Linked DNA regions of Homo sapiens: region 1 is linked to region 2. The links are chromatin contacts, found by Hi-C in ENCODE. All regions are on one chromosome and are shown on one strand. The core of a region is the stretch at or near the end of the contact, and the rest is flanking DNA. Distances in the headings are between cores, read along the strand shown.

Evidence for each region. A loop is a pair of places that touch in the nucleus more often than their neighbours do. Pooled maps may share reads with other maps.
Region 1: a pooled map shows a loop between it and region 2 (2.2-fold over the local background). The contact joins two enhancer-like sites. A Hi-C loop is called at or near these places in 6 of 50 pooled maps.

The regions. Positions count from the first base shown.
Region 1 is chr5:157,568,193-157,573,133 of GRCh38, forward strand. ADAM19 (ADAM metallopeptidase domain 19) reads right to left here. Exons shown (of 23, transcript NM_033274.5): 2 at 2,703-2,788. Among named protein-coding and RNA genes, the nearest start is that of ADAM19, 5.1 kb to the right of the region's middle. RefSeq lists enhancers at 3,058-3,107, 3,288-3,407 and a silencer at 3,369-3,663. Within about 2 kb of position 3,244, at least 14 of the 41 ENCODE cell types and tissues checked have a DNase peak (open chromatin) inside an H3K27ac peak, as active enhancers do.
Region 2 is chr5:157,280,391-157,285,517 of GRCh38, forward strand. It overlaps CYFIP2 (cytoplasmic FMR1 interacting protein 2), which reads left to right. Exons shown (of 31, transcript NM_001037333.3): 2 at 4,949-5,088. The coding sequence starts at 4,972. Among named protein-coding and RNA genes, the nearest start is that of CYFIP2, 17 kb to the left of the region's middle. Within about 2 kb of position 3,166, at least 5 of the 41 ENCODE cell types and tissues checked have a DNase peak (open chromatin) inside an H3K27ac peak, as active enhancers do.

The DNA.
Region 1 (4,941 bases), core at 1,994-4,493, 290 kb after region 2:
GAACTCCTGACCTCAGGTGATCCACCCATCTCGGCCTCTCAAGGTGCTGGGATTACAGGGCGTGAGCCACCATGCCCCGCCAGGAGTAGTAATCTTTATTTTTATGTGGGTGATCCAAAAATAATTCTCTCTATTCTGGAAGGTGCTCAGGCACTGATATTTAAAAAAGGATGTTCCCTTTTTCTATGGGGCATTTCAAGCAAAACAATGAAACTGCATTTTAAGGATCTATGAAGCTTTTCTGTCCGGCTCTACTGATGAGCTTTTCTGATGAAACTCCACTCTGTATTAAGAAGAGGCACCATCAGCTCTCCTCTCCTATGAAGTACAGTAAGCTGACCCACTATTTATACCTCTCCTAGGGATGGGTTAAAAATTCTTTCCCCTTCAGTCTAGATTAAATAGATCTTTAGCTCCATAGGGTATTGGAAATCTGTCCTATATTTGCATTCCCCCTAAGATCTAGTATAATATTTAGTATACAGTATAAGTATTCAGTTAATGTTTAATGAATGTGAGCTTTAAGTCAGTGATGAGAAAAAGAGAAGAAAAAAATGTTTAATGAGTGAATTAATTATATAAATGAGAATGAGAGGCCCAAGTGAAATCCAGCCTCTAGTCTCTCTCTCTTCAACATTCATTCATTTGTTCATTGAACAAATAGTTACGGTGCCAGGCACTATGCTGACTATTCCTACAGAATACAATGACCCATATGCTGGGCAGACAATGGTTGGGAACAAAGACAGGATCTGGTCCTCTGCTTTGTTCTCAGGCCCTTCCTGAGGATGCCCGGCATCCACATCTGGAGAGAACAAAGAAGCCTCTATAAAAAGTAGCAGGTCCATTCCTCAGGGGGTATGAATAGGTTGCAATACCCAAGATCTTAATTGTTAAAAGTAATCTGCTCTAGGATGACCATCCATTAATTTGTCGAGACTTTTCCTGAAGCTATTTTCAGCCTCTCCTACTTTTTGATGAAATGAATTCCATGCGTTTACTGCCTTTAGGACAAAATGTTACTTGCTTTTATTTGTCCTGATTTTTTTTTTTTTTTTTTTTTTGAGACAAGGTCTTGCATTGTCACTCAGACTGGAGGACAGTGATGCTGATGCGACTATATCTTACTATAACCTCAAACTCCTGGGCTCAGGCGATCGTCCCACCTCAGCCTTCAGAGTAGCTGGGACTACAGACACACACCCCTAGGTCTAGCTAATTTTCTTTTTTTTTTTTTTTTTTTTTTGTAGAGATAGGATCTCAGTATGGTGCCCCAGGCTGGTCTTAAATTCCTGGCCTCAAATGATCCTCCTGCCTCAGCCTCCCAAAGTGCTGGGATTACAGGCTTGAGCCATCGCACTTGGTCTGTCCTAAAATTTACACTGTTAGGTTCCCTTGGTAAATCCAAGTTGGAGCCTTTTTGGACATGTCTGTATTATCCTGGCCAGAGTTTCAAGGATCCTGGACATTGCTCCTTTCCATTTATCTTTCCAGATTCAACAGCCACAATGTCTGAAGTCTTTCCTGACACATCTCTTTCCTGCTATAATCTTGCTCCTATATGTTGCCCAATAAATCACAAATCATTTTAACCCAAAGAGATCTTAGAAAAAACCCCTCTCCCCAGCTTTCTTTTCTCCTTATTCTCTCTAAGCACTATTTTATAAATGAAGAAAATCTACCACTTCGCAAGTGGCAGGTCACATAGCTGGTTACTGGCACACAACAACCGCATCTTCCTTTCTTGCTCTTTCACGTCTCACTTGCTGGAAAAACCAAAACCACAGTGGGCCACAGTGGCTGACGCCTGTAATCCCAACACTTTGAGAGGACTACGTGGGCGGATCACTTGAGGTCAGGAGTTCGAGACCACCCTGGACAACATGGTGAAAACCCATCTCTACTAAAAATACAAAAATTAGCCTGGCTTCGCAGCACACACATGTAATCTCAGCTACTCCGGAAGCTAAGGCATGAGAATCGCTTGAACCTGCCAGGCGGAGCTCACAGTGAGCCGAGATCATGTCACTGCACTCCAGCCTGTGCGACAGAGTGAGACTCTGTCAAAACAAACAAACAAACAAAAAAACAAAAACAAAAAAACAAAAAACAAAAACCAGAACCACAAAGAATATCCTAAATGCTCAGGTCCTCTCTGCAAGAACAGGACAGTGTTTTTTGTTTTCTTCCCAATCTCTTTGATAAAGCCTATGTGTTTTCCTGGTGTTCTGGCCAGGGGAGCCTACTGGATTTTAAGATACATTCCCCAGTACTAGGTCTCTACGCTGCGTCTTATTAAAATAGTTTATAGTTTATATTATTATCTTTTTTCTCTCCAAGTACATTATTCCTTCAAGAAAATGAAGTATGTATTATGCAGAGCAAAAATAACAATGACAATATTTAATGAATTCCAATCAAGACTAAGTGATTTCTGTGACACCAACACATCTGCACTTAGCTTGTGTCAGCATTAATGTGAATTTTCATTTCCTCAACTAATAGCATTGGGAAGTGTTCTAGAAGTTTGTCATACAAGGAAGGAAAGTCCCATCTGTGATCTCCAAAATGGGCACCCAGAGGACAGAGTGGGCCAGAAACAGAACTAATGGTGATGACTGGGATTCTAAGAAAGTTGAGTAGGTAGCCCAAACCTCAGTTGTCAACTCCTGCCAGTGTAAATGAGGTCTTTTGAGTCTTACCTTTTCTCTCACGGGGCTTTCTGAAGTCTTCCACTGAGGTATGATAAGTTCATGCTGCAGCTTGGGGCTGCCTTCCTCACTTCCTCCTGCCAATACAAGATGCAAAACCATTGGAATCCCAGACCTCTATACCCCAGCTAAGCCACACATGCACTTTCTGTGAGCTGCCCCTGCACTGGGTCATTAGAAGACTTGCTGGATTTCAGGCTCTTGGCACTTCCTAGGAACTAGGCACTCTAGGTGTCGGTGATATTGTGGTAAATAGGACATATAAGGTCTCTGTACTTGTAAAGGTGGGAGACAGACAATGAACAAATGTTCTCACATGGTGCTAAGTACCCTGAATAAAATAAGTTGGGGTCATGGAGTAAAGAGACATCTATCAGGAGGTGCCTATTTGAAACAGGATGATCAGCATAGATGGCATTTGAGTCCTGAGGAGCCAGAAGGCAGCCATGCAAAAACGTGGGGGAAGAGTGCCCCAGGTAGAGGAAACAGCAAGTGCAATGGCCCTGCCTGAGCAGAAGTGAACTTGGCCTGTTGAAGGAACAAGCATAAGGTAGGGGTAGCTAGTAAATGAAAGAGGAAGTTGGTATGAGATGTGGTCAGCAAGACAGCCATGGGTCTGATAATGCAGAGACCACGGAGAGTGTCTGGATTTTCTTATAAATAGACTTGGAAGGCACTGGGTGTTTTAAATACAGAGCAATATGATCTGTGTTAAGTTTAAAAAAGATCACTCTGCCTGCGTGGTGGAGAATGGGGGTGGGGTGAGGCAGAGCGGCGAGAGTGAGAGCAGAAGCAGGAAGGCCAGGCTAGAGATATGCTGGAGCCCTGGTGAGAGATGATGGTGGCTCAGATTAGAATGACATCAGTGGAGAGGAATGAAGCGGTGGGATTCTGGGCATATTCTGGAGGTCAAGCCCATGAATACTGCTCCCATGGAGCTTTAGTTTTCTTGCCTGTAAAATGAAGACAAAGATGCTACCTGCCCATCTCACAGCTTTATTGTGAAGAGTCAATATGAAATTGCCTCCTACTCCGCAGAGCATCACTGCATCAAGTTACATTAATTGGAGCTTCCTAATGGCAAGTTTACATTTGTATTCCACTTTCTACTTCCCAAATCACTCTCCCAAACCAGTTCTCCTTCATGCTCAAGGCAACCCTGGGAAGTAGGAAGTAGGAGTCCTGTTTTTTTTTTCTTTTGAGACGGAGTCTCGCTTTGTCGCCCAGGCTGGAGTGCAGTGGTGTGATCTCGGCTCACTGCAAGCTCCGCCTTCCGGGTTCATGCCATTCTCCTGCCTCAGCCTCCCGAGTAGCTGGGACTACAGGCACCCGCCACCACACCCGGCTAATTTTTTTGTATTTTTACTAGAGACTGGGAGGAGTCCTGTTTTGCAAGAAAGAGAATTTAAACTATAGGAGAGATTTGTTCAGGGCGCTGCAGAACTCAAATACTGGCGGCAGACTATCTTAACAAAATGGTAATTTCCCGACACCTAAACAGACTGGTCTCCGTAGTGTTCCTGGGAATGGGGCTGAGGACTCCAAAATCTATTCTGTCTAAACTAACTACATCAATCATACAGAATATGAATGATAAAAAGATGGCCATAGTTGTTCTGTTAGAGTGGTGATTATGAGTAATTATTAACATTCTCTTCAGAATACCGATATAATGCACTTGCAGTCAACATAGATTTTAAAAATAATCTTATTGGACCAACACCAATTCATCAGACAGGCAAATATTAGAAACAATGCATTCATATATTTATCAAATATTTTCTGAGTACTTAACTATGTGCCAAGTACTATGCTATGAATAGGTGCTTAATATTCATGGAGGAACAAGACAAGCATACTGCAGGACAGGAACGGTGGCTCACAACCTGTAATCTCAGCACTTTGGAGGTCCGAGGTGGGCGGATCACCTGAAGTCAGGAGTTTGAGACTAGCCTGGCCAACAAGGTGAAACCCTGTCTCTACTAAAAATATGAAAATTAGCTGGGTGTGGTGGCGCATGCCTGTAATCCCAGCTACTCAGGAGGCTGAGGCACGAGAATCCCTTGAATCTGGGAGGCCAAGATTGCGCCAGTGCACTCCAGCCTGAGTGACAGAGCAAGACTCCATCTCAGAAATAAAAAAAAGACAAGCATCGCTCTTGCCCTGGTGGCTCTGATAAGTCTATATTATTTTAAACAAAAAGGAATTCTATAATATTTAATGGAGCATT
Region 2 (5,127 bases), core at 1,916-4,415:
AGAAATGGGATTTCTACTAAAGAAAAATTGACCAGGCTGGTCAGGCTGGTCTCGAACTCCTGACCTCAGGTGATCCACCCGTCTCAGCCTCCCAAAGTGCTGGGATTACAGGCGTGAGCCACCACACCCGTCTGTAAATGAGTATTTTTTAAGTTTGAGTAGCCCAGAAGAAACCTAGTTACAGGAGAAAAAAAGGGAAGTTGGATAAGAGCTGGGAGCTTATAAACTGATCTAGGGGATTTTATGAAAAATTTGAAACATATATAAAATTGGATGGAAAAATACAGTAATTTCTATGTATGTGTCACACACAATCTATAGTTACTAACTCACTGCGAATTTGTTTCATTTCTATTCACTCTTCCCCCATCTAGTATTATTTAGAAGCAAAACCCTGTGTCCTTTTATCTATATTTTAGTAGATCTTTCTGGAAGATATAGGTTCTTTTAAAACATAACCTTGATATTATCAAACCTAAATACAATATTTCCTTCATATTATCAAATATCCAGTCAGTACTAATTTTCTAATTTTCTCATAAAGTTATAATTTTATTTGTATGGTGGTTTGTTTGAAATAGGATCCAAATAAGGTCCACACATGATAGTGTGTTCAGTCTCTTCAAAATCTATAGACTTTCCTCCCATCTCTCTTTTCTATCTTTGCAATTTATTTGTTAGAGGTCCTGAGTCATTTGTCCAGCAGAATTTGTCATAGATTGCATTTTGCTGATTACATCACTGGGGTGTAGCATGTTTTTCTGCCCTCTTATATTTCCTGTGAGTTGGCGTCAAAGGCTTAATTAGATTCAGGTGTTTTGTTTTGGATCCAGCATTCTTGGTGCGTTTTTCCATCATTAAGCACATAATATCTGATTGTCTTTCATTTAGGGATGTTAACAGCTGATGATGATCCGTGCCTAGATCCATTTGTTTGTAGAGGTTGGAAAACAAGGATATTATCATTTTTCTGTTAAAAAGGAAAAAAATACTTTTATGGAAAGAAACATCCATCTCTTCTATAGTTCGGTTATCTAGTGGTATAGTTTAAGAAAGACAGGTTAAATGTTTGCTTTTATTTACCAATTCTCAACATAAAGGTTGGTTCACAGGCTCATCTAACAGTAACAAAGTAATAAAAACCAAGCTTTTATTAGATGTCTTTGTGATCCATCAGGGCTCTTCCAGCACATCACTCGATTTTAAAATCACTTGGAATAATAGTCCCTTTCTGTGGAGTTACTCCAATAGTACAACATATATATACATTCATTTGTTTCATTTTACTTTTCGATTTGGGGGCCACTTTTTATAAATTTAAATTTTATTTTATAAGTATGTAAAATGTTTTGACGTTTTCAAAGTCAAATCTACAAAATAAGGCATATTCAAAGGATTCTAGCCCCTATCTCTTAACTGTTTTCCCTTCTTTTCCTGTTTTCCATAGGTAACTAATTTTTAAAAGCATATGGCTTGCCTTTCCATTGTTTGTTTTTTAAGTAGAAGATGTGTGTGTAGACATCTGCAGCCCCCTCTCCTGGGTAAATGAGTGCATGCTCTCCATACCATGTCCTGGAGATCACCCGTAGTTGCATGTAGAGAGGGTCCTCACTCCATTTTCCTGCTGCTTCATATTTCCCTGTACAGTGGCACCATAGTTTATCCAGACAGTCCTCTGTTAATGGATGTATTAGGCCATTCTTGCACTGCTATAAAGAAATATCTGAGACTGGGTAATTTATAAAGAAAAGAGGTTTAATTGACCTCAAGGTTCCACAGGCTGTACAGGAAGCATGGTGCCAGCATCTGCTCAGCTTCTGGGGAGGCCACAGAAAGCTTTCAATCATGGCAGAAGGCAGAGGGGTAACAGTTATACCATATGGTGGAAGCAGGAGCAAGAGAGTGGGCAGTGTGGGGGAGGGAGGTGCCACACACTTTTAAAATGACCAGATCTCCTGTGAACTCAGAACTCACTCATCACCAAGGGGATGGCCCAAGCCATTCATGAGGGACCTGCCCACATGATCCAAACACCTCCCACCAGGCCCCACCTCCAACACTGGGGATTAGAATTCAACATGAGATTTGGGTGAGGGCAAGTATCCTAACTATGTCAATGGATGTTTGCTGTTTTCAGTTTTTGCTATCACAAGTAGTCCTGCTGTGAATGGCCTTGTGCATATATCTTTGTGTATTTTTGTCAATGCATCTTTGGGACAGATTCCTAGAAGTGGGATTGCTGGTCAAATGGTAAAATGCTTATGGAAGTTTGTTAGATATTGCCAGATTTCCTCCTACGGGAGTTGTGTCATTTTGCCATCCCTACTAACAATGTTTGGTAGATCCTGTTTCTCCATAGTCTTGCCAACAGCATGTGTAGTCAAACTTTTGGATTTGAGTCGATCTAATCAGTGAGAAATGGTGTATCTCCTTGTAAGTTTCATCTGGATTTTCCTTATTGAAAATGAGATAGGACACCTTTCAAATGCAGTCTTCCTGGTCCCCTGGTTGGAACCCAGGCATTGTGTTATTAAGAAGCTGTGCACATGATTTTTTGGCACAAGCAGGGCCAAGAACCATTAACACAGAGTGTTTGAAAACACCTAGCGTAGAGGTTGGTATGAAATAAACCTCCACTTATCGAGTGTAATCTCAAAATGTGAGCATGAGCCCTTGGAAGGAAGTATGTAGTAAGGAAGCTGACTTCAGACTATGGAGCTGGACAAACCTGGGTCAGACCTCCCTCCACCACTTGCCAGCACTTGATCCTATGAAATTAAATGCCGAGGTTCTGTTTGTTCATCTATAGACTGGGAATAATCATAGTACCTACCTTTATAGGGTGGATGCAAGATTGAAATAGTCAAGTACTTCGCATAGTGTCTGACACAGAGTAAGGGCTAAAGAAATGTTTCACTATTATTATAATTGGAATTAATGAAGAGAATTACTAGGGCTTTGGAGGTTGAAGATCATTATGCCCAGTAAAATCATTACTCCCTCCTGTAAAATGGACCTAGTAGTAGTGTAAGAAGGAAGACAGTCTTTTTTTTTTCTTTTCTTTCAATGGATCAGTGAAGTGGTTTTGCTGTAGAACTGAATGCCACACTTAGAATTGTGGGGGAGAGAAGAGGAAGAAGCTTAGGTGTGGAGAGGACCTGAAACCACCATAGGAGACCAGCCTTCTGCAGAGGGCAGATGAGGAAGTTACCTCTGGGCTCAGTGAGCCCTCACTGGATGCAGCATTTGCTGTTGTCATGGTACGTGATGGGAAGGTGTGTTTGAGAACTCAGTGAAATGTGAATCTAGTTAGCTGCACAGCAGCCAGTGAAGGCTCAGCCCCAGTCTGCCCTCCCAGCCTTGGGCCTAAGGCAGGTATTAGTCTCGGGGCAGCAGGACCTTAGGTATATTCTGCAGTTGTTTTAGTCCTTGGCAGCCCGTGGACCAAATTCTTGTGTTGATGGTCCTTTTCCCCCCTAATGTTAGACACTGTATTTCCTAACAAGCAAAGCAAACTCACTGACATTCACAGCAGAAATCCCAGCCCCAGGATCTCACAACTCCCTGGGATCGAAGGTGGTTAGGAAGGGATTCTCAGACAAGCACAGTGGCCCTTCTCTTTGTGTCCCTCTTAATCGTGTGTTTAGGGTTGGCTTTATTATTATTAATAATATTTTTCTGAAACTCAGCTTTTAGTGTTTTTGTTCACCTCTACTGTTAACGTTTTATTTTGCTTTGCTTTTTGCTTTATGTCTGCCTTTGTAACTCTCAATCCCTCTGTTCTCATTTCTCTGGGCTGATTTTTGTTCTCTTAAGGTTTTTGAGTGTAACATTAACTTCATTTAGTTCCACTTTTCTTTCAGCTAAATGTGTTGAAGACATGTATTAGTGCTTTCCATCTTTCATTTCTAAAGATCTTATCATTTCTATTTGAATTCCTCTTTAGTTATGAATGACCTTGAAGTATGTTTTATAAATTTTCAAAGGTATGGGATTTTATTGCTACAATTTGCATTATTGATTTCTAATTTCCTTGAATTATATTTAATAATAAGTGAATGTGACTTGTAGGCCATCATTTTTGAAGAAACTTGGGGGAACCTGATTTATAGCCTAAATCATGATTAGTTTTTAAGCAGTGTTTCACATATGTTTGGGGGGAAAAATGAGTATTCTGTTTGCTGGGTGCTGAGTTCTTAAAATAGGAATTAGCTCTAGTTGGGTAACTGTGCTGTTCAGATTCTCTTCAGCTTCTAATCCTGCCAAACATACTATCAAAGCAGCTGCGCTGTGCCAGGGTCTAAGACACAGAAATATCCATTTAGGGCTGATTTGTTTGATGTGGCTCACAAAACATACCCAGGTCAAGGAAGACAGTGGCTCCTCCATCTTTGCAAAGAAGGTTGATTTGCAGGAATTGAGTTATTTTAATCCCAGTTTAATTAGCCTAAAAACCCGGGCTCTGGTTTTCAGTTGATTATCTTGGCTGTCACGATCCTGGATAATTGTATTGCATGGTAATTTAAGAGTGGAACTCATAAATATCCTTATGAAGAACAAAAGGTGGAGAAACTAACCATGACCTATGTTCTCACATCCCACTTGAGGTCCCTCGCTTGTGGTCACGTGACTGTGTGGGCATCACATAATTTCTCTGAGCCTTGATTTTTCATCAGTTATATGGATAGGGTACCACCTTCCATGTTGATCACAGAGGGTGGTGGTGAGGCTCAACCAAGTGCACACAAAATACCTTGTTAGCCATAAAGAGATCCTGAGATGTAAAAGATACACATCGAGAGCACCTTGGGAAGAAGTGGTGAGTGGAAGTGGCCTCAATGCATTTTAACTCTCTTTATTCTCCCAAAGGATGCTGGTCATGGTGCGGTTAAGAGGAATTTTAGAGGCCCCTGAAATTCTCCACTGACCTTCTCTTCCTTCCCTTCAGTGCAGAATACAGAAACTGCAGCCATGACCACGCACGTCACCCTGGAAGATGCCCTGTCCAACGTGGACCTGCTTGAAGAGCTTCCCCTCCCCGACCAGCAGCCATGCATCGAGCCTCCACCTTCCTCCATCATGTACCAGGTAATGGAAATGGTAGATAGCACCAGGGGGCCCAGGAAT